2 separate regions of the Mus musculus genome follow, and region 2 is linked to region 1. The links are chromatin loops, found by intact Hi-C in ENCODE. Cell type or tissue: heart. All regions are shown on one strand. Links, peaks and the distances in the headings refer to the core of each region. The heading gives the core; the rest is flanking DNA.

What was found. Peaks named below come from ENCODE experiments on the same cell type or tissue, not always from the same donor. Only the 100,000 strongest peaks of a DNase experiment are listed, where the experiment ranks them.
Region 2: a loop joins it to region 1, with 6 times the contacts of the local background. A loop is called at or near these places in 4 of 42 quality-filtered maps.

Annotation. Positions count from the first base shown.
Region 1 is chr10:22,476,133-22,485,225 of GRCm38, forward strand. No RefSeq gene overlaps it. Among named protein-coding and RNA genes, the nearest start is that of Gm40610, 20 kb to the left of the region's middle. In heart, for the core only: a CTCF peak has its summit at 3,909 (motif pointing left); no DNase peak of the experiment used is centred there; H3K27me3 peaks cover 797 bases.
Region 2 is chr10:22,136,380-22,145,472 of GRCm38, forward strand. It overlaps E030030I06Rik (RIKEN cDNA E030030I06 gene), which reads right to left. Exons shown (of 2, transcript NM_001254745.1): 2 at 7,925-8,135. The coding sequence ends at 8,042. Among named protein-coding and RNA genes, the nearest start is that of E030030I06Rik, 8.3 kb to the right of the region's middle. In heart, for the core only: a CTCF peak has its summit at 4,755 (motif pointing right); a DNase peak (open chromatin) is centred at 4,742; H3K4me3 peaks cover 736 bases; H3K27ac peaks cover 430 bases.

The DNA.
Region 1 (9,093 bases), core at 353-8,352:
TCCCTGGCTGTCCTGGAACTCACTCTGTAGACCAGGCTGACCTCTAACTGGCAGAGATCCACCTGCCTCTGCCTCCTGAGTGCTAGGATTAAAACCCTGTGCTGTAATCTCAGTCTCCTTGGGGTTGGTCAGGTGCTTCTTTGTATTCAAATGCTAAATCCAGGCCCCAAGATCTGCTTGCATCCTGATGGGCAGATTCTTTGCTTGCCAATCTTCTCTGACTGGTTAAATAAAAGTGGCCACAGCCAATTGCTAGGGAGAATAGAGGTGGGCGGGGTTTCCGTTACCTGGGCTGTGGTTTGAAGGTAGGGAACTCTGGGGAAAGGAGAAAGACAAAGACCAGGAGGTTTCCACTAGCCAGGCAGGGCCAGGAGCACTTGGCCAGAAAAGTGCACCCTGAGGACAGACAGATGGAGCCGAAATAACCCAGTAGAGACTCAGGGAAGAGCAGGGAACTTGGTATTGCAGCTGGAAATAGCCAGTCTAGCACTGAGAAATAGTTTACAGGTAATCAATCGCCCAGTAACTGAGCTAAAGCTGATTAAATAAGTCTATAGGATTCTGCCTCAATTATTGGGGGGCTGGCTGGGTCATTATAAGAACTAATAGAGTTCCAAATATATATCACAACAACAGAATCTTATTAAATATTTCAAAGAGGGCTGGAAGGATGACTCAGCAGGTAAAAGTTTAAGTCTGCAAGCCTGAGGATGCACTGCGATTGCTGGAGCCCACAGGAAAAACCAGGAGGAGAGTCTGAAATCCCAGCACTTCACACCACAAAATAGGAGGCAGAGACAAGAGAAGCTCCCAGAACCTCTGAGCCATCTATCCTGGTGGATGCAGCTGAGTGGCAGAAAGAGGGAAGGGGAGACCTTGCCTCAAATGGGTAGAATCCCAGGACCAACTCCCCCAAATGTCTACTGTTATCTATCTATCTATCTATCTATCTATCTATCTATCTATCTATCTATCTATCTGCACTGCCCCCACAATGATAAATCAATACATTACCCCCCCCAAGAGTTTCCTCAATTCTGAGTTTGATGAATAGTGTTTAGGATTTTCCTATTTTGTTTGTTTGGGTTTTCAATATCCTTAGTCCCTTGCAATGGCCCACATGATTTGTTGGCATACACAGTAGACTATATTATTATTAACAAATACTGCCTCACAGTGGACTATACTTTATTGAGTTCAGCCTGGGTCAGCCAGCCCCTTGCTGACCATGAACATCACCGGTGACTGTGATAATGTCACTAGGACTTTGTCACTGTTCTTTATGGGTCAGTTGCTAATGGTAACCAAGTTTTCATCCCTTGCAAATCCACAGTCTGATTCAAGAAACTGTCTAGACCCCCAAAGAATCATGACTTCCTGGGTCACCACTGGTGTTGCTTCAATGCTGTCTTTAGGACTGTTCCTGTTAGGTGGTTTGGCCTATTCATCCACTACTCCAAGTTCTTGTGGCCACCACATGTTTCCATCCATGGCAACAGCAGAGAGGGAAGCCTGGTTCTGTTCTGTTTCTAACTCAGTCTTGTGTTTTTGGACTGAGAGGCATTAGGGATGTTCCGTTTCTCTTGTCACTGCACGGGCTGGACTCATCACTGAGTTACCCTTGCAGTTAAGGGAATTTTCCATTCGATTCTAGAATATTCATTTTCTTCAATTACATCACTGGGAATATTTATATATTCCTCTTTTCTGAAAAATCTTAGTAAAAAAGAAAACTATATCAAAATTCTGTATTAAATGTGATTTTGAGGGAAGAGAAAATAAAGTGTTATTGAATGTGCTTCTCACAAGAAGGGATTCATTCTACAGTTCTTAGTCAATATAGTACAGAATGCTACAGTACATTACTGGGTACATAGCACTGGACACACAGCCCTGCACACACTCAAACACCACTGGGCACATAGCACAGGGCACATAGCATCGGGCATACAGCACTAGGCACACAGCCCTTGATACATACATACCACTGGACACACACGACTGAGCACATAGCTATTGTTCAATAAATTTTCTCTAATGGATAAAATCATTTTGGTCTGATAGCAGTTGGCAAATCCTAAGGACCCAAATGATGTTTCTTGGCACTAGAGAAATTTCGAATCGTCCCCAAGGTCATCATACCCTGCTGCTAAGATATTGAGCCAGCCACTACTTACTTGATTGCATTAGCACCAACCTCATGAACTCTCTGGGAAGGTGACATAAGTGCTGCTTACAGCAGTCAGTACGCTGCCACGGTGACGGTCCAGCGTTCACTTGAATCTGAGCTTGTATTTATAAGCGACGTAGAAGAATGTGTTTCTTTAAAGTATGTTTTTAACATTTTTCCTTAATCCTATCTTGTTGGTATCCAGGGGCTTAACAGATAATTATTAAATGAACACATACAGTAACGAATAAGTCAATTTAGTCACAGCTAAAGCTAGTCACAGATGATTTCCATCTACATTGGAAACTAAATTACAAGCAAGCTTGCCATGTGAAGACATCAACATATGTCTTAAGAGATCCCAGAATGATTTATCTAAATATAGGTACGAGATAAGAAGCATCATCAAGGCAAAGGGAACGTTCCCCATCTAAGCTTTCGAGCACTGCCCACTACCCGTGATCCTGCAAAGTTGTTATTAACCCCTAAATACAGCTGTCTAGGATAAGTCCTTGATTATGATGCACTGGTTCTTAAAATATCCAATATTTATGGCCCATTTGATATTTATTTATTACAAAGGGCCTTTGGCTACTTTTAGTGAAAAATATAGATTGAACAATAAAGTAGAACACCTCAGAAAACAAGGCAAACCAATTCTTGTAAGTGGTATTGTTGTAAATGACATAAGAGGGTTTCTGTTACATTTCCTTATTTGATTTTTTATTGTGTTTGTATAAATTTAATCTGGAGTATAAGGTTAAAGTGTTAAAATTACTTAAAGCAACTGTGAGGACCCAAATAAAATCTGTTACAAGCCTCAGCCAGACAAAACACTGCTATGGAGAAGGGAGGGACCCTAACTCTAACCCTAACCCCGAGGCACCATCCCTACCAGAGGCCTCACCCCTACCTGAAACCCCAACCTTACCTAAAGCTCCACCCCTTACGAGGCTCTCCAGGAAGCTCACATTTGATAAAGTGAAGAGAGACTTTCTCTTCAGTGGTGTGCCCAACGTAAAGTGGTCATGATCTTGGAAGAAACCTCACACCCATGATCCAGTAAGAAGTAATTAGTAGTCTAACCCTAATTACACTCGTTGGGTTACAAAATTTTTTAATAAGTAGGGGCTAGTAGCTATGGTGAGGACGTACAGGGGAGAGTGGGGATAGCCAGAGCTAAATCTGATCAAAACACGTTGTATTACGTTCATGAAGATGTCACAATGAAATCTGTGACTATGCATTAGTACAATTAATATATAATCTTTAAAATGTTTTAAATTACCTCCAACTCCTATGTCTATGTTATCGTTCTCTGAGTTTGGGGTAAGTATGTGCGGCTTCAATTTCCATGAGACTAGGACTAAAACTGAACGCTATTTTAAATGTTGGAAGTGACATGTAACTGATTTCTGTTCTGGTGTTCTTAGTGACGTCAGCAAAATCTTTTTGAGTTCCATTTTGTGTGGATATCCTGATTGCTAGTCGCCTCACAGCCTGCTACCTCAAACGAAGTGCTTCTAAGAAGAGTGACTTTCAGAACGCAGAATTTAAGGCTTCTGGAACTTTCTTTTCCTTTATTTATAACTTTACTATTCTGAGATGAAAGAGAAACCACAAATTAACGGAACAACAATGAATTAAAAGCAAAATATCTCTCAAGTAGATAGTCCTTGTAGCATCGGTGTCCTGAGGCCCTCCCACAGGTATGGTTGGCTTTTCTGGGCCAATATTGCCATCTACTGGTGAACTGGCTGGTTTTGCGGCAACTTGACACAAGCTGGAATTATCAGAGAAAGGAGCCTCCCTTGAGGAAATGCCTCCATGAGATCCAGATGTAAGGCATTTTCTCAATTAGTGTTCAAGGCGGGGAGGGCCCCTTGTGGGTGGGACCATCCCTGGGCTGGTAGTCTTGGGTTCTATAAGAGAGCAGGCTGAGCAAGCCAGGGGAAGCAAGCCAGTAAGGAACATCCCTCCATGTCCTCTGCATCAGCTCCTGCTTACTGACCTACTTGAGTTCCAGTCCTGATTTCCTTTGGTGATGAACAGCAGTATGGAAGTGTAAGCTGAATAAACCCTTATGCTGAAAACTCAGAATAAATAATTATATTGCTCAGTGCAACATAAATGTATCTGTCTTCTCAGCGTCTGACAGACCTCATGATTTCCTCAATAGATAGCTAAAGGCCCAAAAGATGAGCAGGGCTGTCTGACAGCTCTCATCAGTAATCCAGGCATTTCAGATCCTGAGACTGAAGGATCTATGCAAATTGTAGGACAGCCATGGAGACCCTGCCTGAAAAGGAAACACTAAACAAACCGGCTAGGAACAGAGGAGGGGCCTTCCACAAAGTCTCAGAAACTTCTAGAAGTAGGAGTGATAATTCCTGTGGTCTGAGTCGCAGTCTCTGCTCACTGTGTAAATCCCGACACATGGTGAAGTTAAAATAGTGCCCCATGTTCCTTCCCTGGAGACATGACAAAACTATCACCAGATGTGACTGCCTTAATCCCACTCAGATCCAGTTCTCTGGTCAATTTAATCTCTGCATCATCTTCTTTTTACAGGATTGGTGCGGCCACTCTTCTTGAGAACATTTTTTTTTCTGGGTTAATTGTAGAGGGGGCCCTTGGCACCTGAAGCTGCTGTCTGTGTCGCCCGCCCCTCCCCCAGTCTTCCCTCCTCAATTCTGCTGCCCTTTTCTTCCCCGCAGGAATGGCAGACTTCCCATCTCACAATGCGGGTCCTTAGTAGCTGGATAAAAGGTGACATACCTTTTCTCCGGGGTTCATGTCTGTTTTCATCTCACATCGCTAATTCAGCCCCATAGACAATGAATCGTCTGTTCTTTATTCTTTCTTCCGGCTCTCTCCCAGGGGACCTTATAACACATGCAGCCCCATTTTCCCATCTCCCCATTCCCCACTCCTCCATCCTCCTCCCCACGAGCTGTCCCACCTTCTTCCCAAGTCTTCCTTTCCATGTCTCTTGGAACCCCGGGAACATCTTCTGATTGATCCATTAGAAAAGTAAGCCCGACCATGACCTTTCTCTGTCATCAGCCCTGAGCTGGATTCTTTTTTCCGGGCTTCGCTTCCTTAGCCTTCCGGTTCCCTGAGCCTCCCAGAAGCCTTCCAGTCTCTCCCCTCCTATTCTACACCTGGCATTCTCTCCACAAGAGACTTGCATCTCATGTCCTTCCAACCCCACCTCAAATGTGATTCCCTAAACGTACAGTATTCTTGCAGCAGAATTTACCCACTCGACTAAAAGCAGACGATCTCCTGAAGATAACTGACAGGGTCTCATGTGGAGCCCTAGAGCAAGAACCTTTTTTTTTTTTTTTCAAAGGCAAAATTCAAGATGGAAGTTAAAATCCTTTTAGAATTGAATGAAAATGACAACACAAAATATGCTTACACAATGAAGGCAATGCCATGAGTCAGTTCATAGCGCTAAGTTCCTACATAAAAATAAAAAACAACAACAACAAAAAACAAAACAAAAAAACCCAGACAGATCTTACACTAATAAAAATGATACACTTGAAAGTTTTAGGGGGGGAAAAAAAAAGAAGAAATAGCATCCACAAAGAGTGTATGGGAAAAACAATCGATTAGTAAATAACCAAATTAATAAGTTAGAGATAAAAGGGGAGACATAACAACAAACATGGAGGAAATTCAGGTAATCATGAAGACATACTTTTAAAATCAGTATTTCACCAAACTGGAAAACCTACATGAAATAGATACATTTCTTTATAAACATTACCTACTAAAATCAACATGACATCAGCAGACCCATACCCCTAGTTAAATAGAGCATCAATTAAACTCCCAACTAAGAAAAAAAAAAACCCATGTTCTAGTAGACTCAGTGCAGAATTCTACTAGAATTTCAAAGAATAACTAATGTCAATAATCCTCAAATCATTTCACAAAATCGGAACTGAGGGAACTCTTCCAAATTCTTTTTACAAAGTCCCTATACTAAAACAGAGACTCAACAAAAATGAAAAGTATAGCCCTTACTTATGAACATAATGCAGAAATTCTCAATAAAGTACTCAAAAACTGAATTTAAGGAAACATCAGAAAGACCATCCACTGATCCAGTTGACTTCATCCCAGAGCCGCATGGTTCAACATATGTAAATCAGCAAACATACCCAGCACATAGAAATTAAAAGGCAAAAACAAAATGATCATCTCACAGATGCAGGAAAGGTTTTGACAGATCCCAACATTCATTCAAGATAAAGTACAGGTGAAACGAGGCTTACAGGGACAGAGACATAATGAAGGGGGCTTACAGCCAGTCAATATCAAGTTAAATGGAGAGAAGCTCAAAGTGTTTCCACTAAAGTCAAGACCAAGTCAAGGATGTCCACTCTGTCCAGTGCAGCACTCAAAGTCTTAGTTAAGGAGTAAAGTAAGGACGACTGAAGGAGATCAAAGGATTACAAATAGGAAAAGGGAGGGGGGATTCCAGAATCCACATTTGCAGACCATTTCTTTTCTATTTCAATATACAAATCATACACTTACTTAGTTAAATTTATTATTATTCTATGAGAACAAGAATTTGAAAAGTGGGATCAGTTACACTCCTTGGATTCCTATCCCAGGTAACACAAGGGCAAACATCCCTGCCCAGAGTATGCAAAATATGTAATGTGAATGAGATTCATTTTAAGGATTAAAAGTGTGTGTGTGTGTGTGTGTGTGTGTGTGTGTGTGCGTGCGCGCGCGCGCCTGCGTGTTAGGGATCACCATCAGAGCCCTTACACAGGGCAGGCAAGTGAACTACTTCCCAGCCAAAATGATTAATTTCGGGGACTGGAGAAATGTAGTGGGAGGGGCTGATACTGAAATCTGGTTCCCTAATTGTTTCTTGATTATGTCAATAAAGATGGCAGAAGGTAATCACTGGGTGAAAATAAAGAGGTGGGATTTTCCAGGTCCCAGAAGGAGATAAGATAGTGAGTAGGCTTTTCAGTCAGGTTTTGGGGAGAGGAGCACAGAACCATGTAAGGTCTGGGACCAACTAGAACCGGTGGCTGCTTCAACACCGGAAGAATTCTGACACAGGATAGCTGATGACTTCAGGGCAGTAGGTTCCATGCTCAGTGGTTGTGTTATCTGGCTGGCTTTAAAATACTAAGGCTGTCTGATGTTTTCCATCCTCTGTGACTCAGGTGGGCAGGAGAAAGGGCAGCCTTGGGGCAGTCGTTGGTGGTTGGTGGAGCTAGCCTCGGGCTTGGTTGGTCAGTATAGACTGATCACAGCTCTGAGCTTTCTCCAGTTGTTAGAGGATTGGTGGCGCTAACTGCTGGCCATTGCGGAGCTATCTGGAGTGGGAGCAGCTGCAGCGAGTTCTTAGAGCCAAGCTGAGAAGCTGAGAGTGCAGTCCCAGAAGGCATGGAGTTTTAAATTAACAGGCAGCGGAGGTGGAGTTCTGAGTTTGAGGCCAGCCTGGTCTACAAGGTGAGTTCTAGGACAGCCAGGGCTATACAGAGAAACCCTGTCTCGAAAAACAAAACAAAACAAAACAAAAACAAAAACAAAAACAAAAAATAAAACAAAACAAAAAAACCCATGCAACGGAGAAATAGCTGTTTTTACAGAGGAGCCCATTTTGGTTGCCAAGCATGGAGGCTCACAGCCATCCGCCACTCCAGTTCTAGGGCATCTAAAGTCCTTTGCTGATCTCTTCAGGACACTCCAGAGCACCAGGCACACACATACATAGAGGCAAAACTCTCGTATGCATAACAAAAATGGAAACCTTTAATTGTAAGAGCGTCTCCGATAATGAACAATCCATACACTAGAGATTATTTGAAGGCATAGCAACCATGTCTGAAGTGAGGCTACCAGGTTAGTGTTTCAAGGCTTACCAGCAACTGGAGTGGTATTCTTCCTGAACACTGCAGATTTCCAGCAGCTGGCCCCGGGGTTCACATGGTACGCTGTCCAAGCTGAAGTATTTAAACATCAAATGAAAACCAGGAAACTCCAGGTGACGTAAGTGAATGCTCAGGTGGGCAGCCAGTGAGACCATCATGTTAATGCCACCAGTGGTAGGAAAATAGCCCTCACAGTTGCCATGACAATAACCGGAAGTTGACAGTTTCTGCTCTCAGATCTCAGAAAGAGCACGGCTTGTTTCTGTTCCCACTGGTTCTCTGGTTGCAGCAGATGTTACTGGTTTGCCTTCCTCTGTGTGTGTGTGTGTGTGTGTGTGTGTGTGTGTGTGTGTGTGTGTGTGTGTGTTTTCAAGACAGGGTTTCTCTGTATAACCCTGGATGTCCTGGAACTCACTTTGTAGACCAGGTTGGCCTCGAACTCAGAAATCTGCCTGCCTCTGCCTCCCGAGTGCTGGGATTAAAGGCGTGCACCACCACGACTGGCTTCTCTGTGTTTTGAGTTATGGAAAGTAAAGACAGAGCAAGCAGAGGTTGGGAAGAGGGCTATACTGGGTGGTTTTGTGTCAGCTTGACACAGGCTGTAGTTATCACAGAGAAAGGAGCTTCAGTTGAGGAAATGCCTCCATAACATCCAGCTGTAAGGCATTTTTTCAATTAGTGATCAAGGCGGGGAGGGCCCCTTGTGGGTGGTACCATCCCTGGGCTGGTAGTCTTGGGTTCTTTAAGAGAGCGTACTGAGCAAGCCAGGGGAAGCAGGCCAGTAAGGAACATCCCTCCATGGCCTCTGCATCAGCTCCTGCTTCCTGACCTGCTTGAGTTCCAGTCCGAATTTCCTTGATAATGAACAGCAGTATGGAAGTATAAGCCTAATAAACCCTTTCCTCCCCAACTTGCTTCTTGGTCATGATGTTTGTGCAGGAATAGAAACCCTGACTAAAACATGGGCTCAGCCATTAAGTGGGAACCTGGGCTGAATTTGATGCCCAG
Region 2 (9,093 bases), core at 461-8,460, 340 kb before region 1:
GAGTCTATCTCTGGAATGTAGAATCCTCCTTAACAGCCTTAGGTGTCAGGCTTGGCTCAACACGTAACTCATGTCCTTAGAAGTCTTGGGAGTCAGGAAGAGATAAGGAAGAGGAGGCGACCTGCTCCTTAACACAAGGCCATTTGGCTTATTAGGATGGGAAACTGTGAAAGGCCTACTTTCTCATGGTATGGTCTCCAGCAAAATCCAAGAATGAATTAAAAACCACCTGAGTATATAAGAAGCACAAAACATAGCTTCTAAAACTTTAGCAGTTTGTAGAGACATTTAACTACCTGGACAGCCCCTAATTTCTCATAACATTGTAGCATCTGTCTTCAGCCTTTTGACCCAGTACCATCTGTCAGATCTTGAAATCAAGCAGGAACCAGGACTAGCTTACCCTATCTTGGCAGAGCTTACCAGTTGACTATCTCACATCTGTTTGTCTGTTTTGGGCAGTAGTTTGTCTGCAGATGATAAAGGCAATTTGTTTCCCATGGCTACCTTGCCATGATAAGCAACCTCTTCTGTAAAGATGCTCAGTATCTTCTTTGAACCATAAAGGGGGAGCTGTCAGGAGCAGACGTATCTCATGGTCAAATGATCCTTAATAATGAAATAGTATTCAATGTCACACTACCTATCGATATAAAGTATATCTGAACTGTTAAACCTTAACCACTCTTAGCCATTCTATTTGAATAAATTGAAAATACTTCATTATAATTGAATCATAATCTAACATAACCATGACTTTGCTATCTGGTCCTTAACTTGTGTTACTAATCATCCTAAACAGGTTGTAATAACAGCTATTAGAAGGACTGGGTCAAAGCCTTGTACTCTTAAATTAGTTGCATAGGCACAACACCTAACTAAGAGTAACATTATTAATTTCTAATTTTGTATCTATATACAGATTTATACCAATGAAAACCTTAATCCTATATCAAATTCTGTACCAATGTAAGAAATTATAACTTTAATTTTACATCAATTATAAAGCTTTCTATCAATGTACGATTATGGCTATACAATGTTTTGTTTAAGAGTAAATTTGACAACCTATTCCTATTTGTCTATTCTTCTAACTTCTATGATATTACTATATTCCTCCTTTTCTCTTCAAATCCCTTTTACTTTACTTAAGAAAGAAGGATAGAGAAGAAGAAAGAAAAGATAGAAATCTCTGAGTCTAAGCTCTCTAGTTTCCTCCCTGTCCAAAGCTACAACACTTGCAAACTATCCCTTAAAGTTAAACATATCTATAATTCCTAAAATATCCAGAGCCATTCACCCCAACCCTAAGGGAATGGGGCAATAATCTTTTGCTTGCTTATAACATTACAATACAATAGTGTAATGTTAAGTGTAGGCCCCCAAGACCTGGTTGTTCCAGAGATGAGAGAGCCTGCATGTAAACCCAAGTGACATTATGTGACATTGCCCCCAAGTTATTTCTGTTGGTTTTGTTTGTTTGTGGGTTGTTGGTTGTTTTTTTTTTTGTTTTTTTGTTTTTTTTTGTTTTTTTTGAGACAGGGTTTCTCTATATAGCCCTGGCTGTCCTGGAACTCACTTTGTAGACCAGGCTGGCCTTAAACTCAGAAATCTGCCTGCCTCTGCCTCCCAAGTGCTGGGATTAAAGGTGTGTGCCACCACGCCCTGCAAATTATTTCTGAATTGTAAATAAAAGTGCCTATAAGTCAAAAACTTGGCAGTGTTGAGATAGGCATTTTCTGGTGTTCCCTGCCTGGGGATGGCAGGAGATCATAACAGAGGTAGATAGAAGAAGATAAATAGAGGAGAAACCACCATGAATTAAGAACCTTAAGTAATGGTCATGTATTAATGACTATTAAAGTAATTAAAGTAGTGGTCTAATTAGAGTTAAGAGCAGCCCAGACAAATCCATGGAAAATTATATAATGGAATTATTGGCTGAGAAATATGTATACAATATAGAGGATAGCTATCTGCCTAACTCTTGTGCTAACTAAGGCTTATCATAAATATAAAGGTTGTATGCATCTTTTATCCAGGAACTAAATGGTCAGAGGATGTGTAGAAATCCTGGGTTGAGATCAAATATTTTCTACCACACAAAACCAGATATCAGCACCTAGAATTACAATCTTACTTCCAGGGGACCAGCTCCAGCGAGGTTCTTCTTTCTTGTCAGTTATTCTTGAGGCAGCAGAGGGGGAAGAGCTTGGCAGAGGGGGAAGAGTTCCGTGGAGGGTAAGACTTTGTCTTACGACATATTTATGGTTGCTTTATAATAATAAAAACTTTACTTCTCTAAGTTACTATGCTACTGTATCTGATTAACTTATCTAAGTCTAAATTACTATGCTATTGTAGCTGACCTGCCCTCTGTGTTCATCTGAGGCCAGAGATTGTAGTCTCAGGCACTTAGCACCTCACCCTAAAACAGCAGGTAGGTTAGGGTTAGGGTTAGGGTTAGGGCCTTTTCCCTATTGTCCAGGCTAAGGGGAAGTTTGGAGCAATAAATTTCTATTGAACCAGGAAAAGAGAATAACACTCTCAAAAGGAAAAACTTTTACATAATCAAATATGCATAATCTCATATAAATTCATATACAGATTCATAATCAACACCTCCTAAGAGCAGCTCAAAGAGGCCTACGAACCAGGAGATTTAATGGTACCACACCAGTTCCAGGTGAGAGATGCAGTTCTTGTCCGATGATATCGAGCTGAGAATCTAAAACCTTGTTAGAAAGGCCCTTACATCGTGCTGCTGACCACCCCCACTGCTGTCAAAGTAAAAGGCATCTCTGTTTAGATTCATGCCTCTCACATAAAGCAAGCTCCTGAAAAATAAAACCCCCCTTGGTTGACCACCCTCATTTCTACTCTGATGGGCCCTCTAATAATTTTGCTCTTACTGCTGATGTGTGGCCTACTAAATCTTAATAAATTGGTGACCTTTATTAGAGAAAAAATTGGTGCCATCCAGCTGTTAGTACTAAGACAACAATACCAGTCTCTGCAGAACCTTGAAGAAGAGATTGCAGCTTAGTTCTAAGATTAGAACTAGTAACTAGAAGAAGTGGGGAATGAAAGATCCTGACAGAATGTAAAAGGTCACAGAAGCCCTGAAATTGGCAAAATAGATTTCTCTGTTAGCAGAACTAGCTTCACTGATTTAGAAAAATAGAGGTGCACAATGCTCTGGCCACTCCTTGAATTCGTGTGTCTGCCAATGTTCTAACCGTTCCTTAAACCCAGTTGTGTGCCCACTGCTGCACCTCACTGCCTGGTGTTTGTGATATTGGTTGCTGAGAAAGAGTCAGAAAATCTCCCCAGCAACCACAGCCCAGCCAATCCTGAGTTGCTACATACACCTGCACCAGACTCTTTCTTTGTACCCCTCCCATACCCATTTCTTGAGAATAGACATTGTTTAGATCTGGAAATCCCCTACTCCCCACTTCTCCCCAGGGCCTATAAAAACTGGGACCTCTTTCCCCTAGAGGTCGACTCCTCTACCTCTGTGTGGGATATGAGTTGTCCCCAGAGCTCCGGCTTTCCCCAAATAAAGCCTCCTGTGGTTTACATCAAGCTTGGTCTCTCCTGAGTTCTTGGGTGTCTGCTATTGTCCTGAGGCCTGAGCAAGGGGCTCCTCTCAGAGTCTTTCATTTGGGGGTTCATCCGGGATTGGCGTGACCACCCACGTCTCCGAAGACCCACTTGGAGGTGAAATTTTTTGTCTAAAATATTTCTGTGAGCCGGCGAGGTTCAGTGCTGAAATTTGCAGCCTCTACGTTTCGTGAGAAATGAAGACCTCTACCTTGGGATGAGGCACTGAGTGTGAACAGCAGAAGGGCTGCTGCTCGCTCTGGGGGGATGCCCTGAGCGAGAGGAAGGACTCCAGGAGTCTGTCTGGGGCAGAAAGTAAAGAGTTAATAGTCTTCCTAGATTGGAAGACTTAAGCACTTCCCTGACTTTTTTGCATTTCTGAGTTGTTTTTTGTCCGTTTGTCAGTGTGTGTTTGTTTTTTGTGTCTGTTTTCAGGTATTTGTCAGTGTGTGTGTGTGTGTCTGTTTTGTGTTTGTTTCGTGTTTTCCGTGATATTGGATGGACTGTAACGACCCCCACTAAGTTTGACTTTAGACCACTGGACTGAAGTTAGATCAAGGGCCCATAATCTTTCAGTAGAAATTAAGAAGGGACCTTGGCAGACTTTTTGCTCCTCCGAGTGACCGACTTTTAATGTAAAATGGTCACTAGAGGGGACTTTTGGTTTGACTCTTATCTTTGAAGTTAAAGCCACTGTTTTTCAGAGCAGACCTGGGTCCCACCTGGATCAACAGCCCTACCTCTTCTAGAATTCACTGCCATAAATCAAACCATAGATTCCCCATGCGTCTCAGAGCCCTTCCCCCTCTGCTCCCACGCGCACGGGTGGGTCAGCACAGCAGCAGCAGAGGCGGCGGTTAAAACCCTGCCTGGACCAGCATGCTTTCTGGCCCGGCTGTGACAAGGCGGGCAGGGCTCGCCCTGCCACGCCAACTCCTCCTCCAGCTGCTTTCGCTCCCCGGGTGAGCATGCAGCCCCAAGCCCGAAACAGAGCCTCATCTTCAACCCACAGCTCCTTCCCCTCTGCCCTATCTTCTGCTTCCGAAGGTCCCTGCTCCCAGCTCTGGGATTGCCGGCGGCAGTCAGAGGACCAAGGACCGGAGGCTGGGACCCAGAGCTGACAAGCCCAGAGTCCCCCAGCAGATGGAGCTCCTGACACCACTTCTGCCTTTTCCTTTGTGAGCTGTAGGCGACCTGCCCACTGACCACTCCTCTCAGAGACTTTCAGTCTTGGGTCGGACACAGTTTGTAGAGCAGGCTGTCCTCAAACCTGTAAAAGCCTGACTCTGCCTTTCCTTTTCGTTCTTTCTTTTTGTTTGTTTGTTTGTTTTATTTTTTGTTTTGTTTTGTTTGTTGAGACTCTGTAGAGTGAGGCAGGCCTCTAACTCAGAAATCCGACTGCCTCTGCTTCCCAAGTGCTGGGATTAAAGGCACTGCCTAGCCTGTTATTTTTGCTTTTTGTTTTTGAATAGTGAGAAACATGATCTATTTAGTCCTGTTGTCTGTAGAAGTTTGATAAGGAAGGCCATTTGGATTTTATTAAAGAGTTTTTGACTGATTGCATTTCAGCTTTCACTGAGTATCTTTCTTATGATCAGAAAGTAGAACTATAAATTTATTCTTTTGAATTATTTACTATCAAGTGCTTTTGTGCAGTGTTGCTATATTACATGGTTGGTTACATAGAATGAAGAGGTGGTGAAATCTATGTTTCTAGTTATCTGTGATGTCCCTGAGCAGGCTGGCTTAGTCTGGAACCACAGGTATCTGAAACCAAGTCTGCATAGAAAGTTTCTTGGAGTTCCAGAGTGAGTTCCAAGTCAGCCAGGGCTACACAGAGAAACCCTATCTCATAAAAAAAAAGAAAAATAATAATAGGAAGAAAGAAAGAAAGAAAGTAAGAAAGAAAGAAAGAAAGAAAGAAAGAAAGGAAGGAAGGAATGAAGAAAGGAAGAGAGAGAGAGAGAGAGAGAAAGAAAGAAAGAAAAGAAGAGAAAAGAGAACTCACTCTGTAAGCCAGGGTGACCTTGGACGCAGAAATCTGCCCAAGGTTAAAGGTGTGTGCCACAACTGCCCCAGCTCTACTCTAATTCTCTCTCTCTCTTTTTTCTGTCTGTCTGTCTGTATGTATGGAAGTAATATTAATCCATTAATATCTCTTTTTCCTAAAATTCATGTCACTTCTCCTTACTTTTTCTCTCTCACTCACTCCATGTTTGTGTGCATGTGTGTGTGTGTGTGTGTGTTAGTCTAGGGTACACAGATCAAAGAAATCATATTTCCCAGGGATTCTTAGAAATAAACAAGGAATTCTAACCATCATCACCATCACCACCAATAAAAAGGCTGTGGAAACTGTTTCATGTCCCTCTCCCCCACAGGTGAGGATGTAGCTGCTTAATACTCCATGTGTGTATGTGTTTCCATGGCCAGCTAGTACCAACCCCAGATTTGTGTTTCAGAGATCTTTACTTATTTATTTCTCATGCCTGGTCTTGAGTGGGTGGTAGGCCACCACACTTCCAGAAAAACAACATAAAATCAACTAACAAACCAACCCGAAAATGTAAAAGAATGGATTCATCTGGCATTTAAAAGTAATAGACTGCCGGGCAGTGGTGGGGCATGCCTTTAGTCCTACTACTTTGTAGGCAGAGGCAGACAGATTTCTGCGTTCCAGGCCAGCCTGGTCTACAGAGTAAGTTCCAGGACAGCCAGGGCTACGCAGAGAAACATTGTCTTGATCTCAGCACTGGGGAGAGGCAGAGGCAGAACTTACTTGAGAGGCCGGCCTGGTCTGTCTTGTATGTTTTTGCACCATGTACAGAGACTTTGCATCTCATAAATGAATGAATACAGAGAAAGATATTCATCCATCTATACATGCATGTGCGATGGCTCAGAGGGCAAAGCTGCTAGCTGTTAAGGTACAGGTAAACTATTAAGGCCTAGATCGAATGTGAAGGCCTACTTCAGATTAGATAAGGCCTAGGTAACCTCTTACCTGGCTAGCCTGCCATTTTGTGCTGTTAACTACTATTATAAGGACACTTTCTCATACCTTGTTTCTGCTTTTACTGCCCGAATTGATTACATATTCTTATTGGTTGTGTCCTCGGAAACCAATCATGAAAGAAGCCAATCGAACTGCTTCCTTTGTTCTATAGTAATCTGCAATAGGCTTGGACCCAAACTGACCACCTAGCAGCATTTCCTGTACTCACCCATGTATACACTTTTATGGCATTTGCTCTTAGAAGCTGCCCTGGGGCTGGACCCCCCCACCCCCAACACAAGAGAGACACCCACACCACCGATTCAGTGCACAGACTACTATGATTGGAGCTTTTTATTACTGTTGATTGTTGAGTATGTCTCTGAATAAATGAAATATAGTAGGTTAGGTCAAGCACCCCGAGCACTGGCTACTCTTCCAGAGGACCCAGGTTTGATTACCCAGCACCCACATTAAAGCTAACCAGCATCTGGAACTCCAGATTTCAATAGGAAACTCCTTTACAATAGGAAAACACTGCCTATTGGTTTATTTGTTCAAATGTACAATAGGCTATTTATAAATAAATGGATCTCCAGTGAAGTATGTTAAAACTGCAACTGTTATAAATGGAAATCTAAATGAGAAGAAAATAAGGCATATTTGATATGTAAATTGAGAACAAACATTCTGGTATGATAATAGATTTTTGTCCTCAAAACACAGAAACAACAAAATTATCCACTAAACACTAGTAAGACAGGAATGTAAAAATTAAGGAAGGGAGAAAAAATGTTTTCAAAAGGAAATCTTTGGAGATTGGTGTACTGCAAATGAGACTTCCTACCCACACTCCTGGTAGACATAAATACTGGCAACTGCCAACTGCTCAAGGCTGTCAGAGATCTAAACAGTGGGTCTGAAATAAACGAGAAGCATTATTTTTTAAAACAAGGATCTATCTCCGTGGATACTCGTTGACCTGAGTCTTAAACAAGAAGAAAACCACTAGAATTACTCAGATGTGTCTGTTTCCCTTTTACAGACCTCAATGTTCCTTGACTCCAAGTGAGGTTCATGACTTCCATGATGATATACTTACAAAGGAATACAACCACAGAGCTAAAACCTCATCGTTACTCATTTTCACTGAAGCAAGCACCCCCCAATAGATTATTCACCCACAAAATAACATGTTTATTTGTTGTGTCCGGCCAGCGGCTCACATGTCCGGGTTCTAGTCTGGAAATGCATCTTGGAATCTGGAAGAGAATAGGGGACTAGGCGAACGCGAGAATGATAAAACCAAGGCAGTCATTCTGATCAAGGTTCGATTTTACTAATTCCGACACTCAGTTATGAAGCAGGGGAAGGGGCCCGATTCCCGCCAAATCATCGTGGAGTAAGGTTGCAGGTGAACACGCGAAGGCTCCGGAACAGCTAGGACGCAGGCAGTGGGAGTGGCAGGATGATAGGGCGGCAAGCTCCGCCCCAATGCTCTCTAACACTGAAACCTGAGCAAACAGGTTTCAGGCTGGGGAGGGGAGGTTACATTTATTAATGAGGGCTCTCATGAATCAAGACCTCTGAAATCCTGGCTTTACAATTTACAATAAAATATAAATATATGATGTTCTTAAAGTCACACTTCTCTTCTTTTATATTCCTTACACATTGCTGAGAACTTTAAAAAGAGAAAACGAGAAACATTTCCTTAAATAATCGCAACACTACAAATCTTATTTTTCTTTGCCCTTAAAACTGTGACTAAATACTCTAATAATAATGTGCTCAAAACATTTATGGATTACAACCTTATCTTCTGGCAGACAATCACCATGGCATCAGAGCTATTCCTTGAATTTGAAGCCTTTTTATTGCTAATCTAGCAAACTTACAGTCTGGGGCGACATAGGTAACACTTACCTATGTCTCAGTGCACTGAACAGGAACACATACCAGTTTTCTGTTGATCCTGATATTCCTTCACTGACAGCAGAATTGTCTGAGTAGCCAACCAATGAATCAGGTGTCTTTCCTACAACTAGTTTTTAGAAAAGAGGTCTTTCCTCAACACTCGTTGAAATAAATGGAACTCAAGTTTTCGCACATGTTAGTGACTCGTCAAGGCCTTTTTATAGAGGTCAACTTGTGTGTCCGCAAGGGAAAATTTAACTGTATATATTGAGTGACTCTGACAAGTGTTCTGCGTGTCTCATCTACCCAATCAGCAAATTCCTGTAATTAAACTGTCACAAGCATAAGCGCGGCTTTGTAAAGCTGGGCAGGATAACTGAGGGAAGTAATAACTGAAATAAAGAGGAGATGGTCTCCTGAAGCTCATGCTGGATTCGAACTTGCCAAGCAGCTGGAATGACCCTGACCTCCTGCCTCTCCTGGCCCCCGAGTTCTGGTATTACAAGCATGCACCACCATGCCTTGCTTAGACAAATACATTTTAAAAGAGGTGATTTTTAAAAAAGAATGGAAAG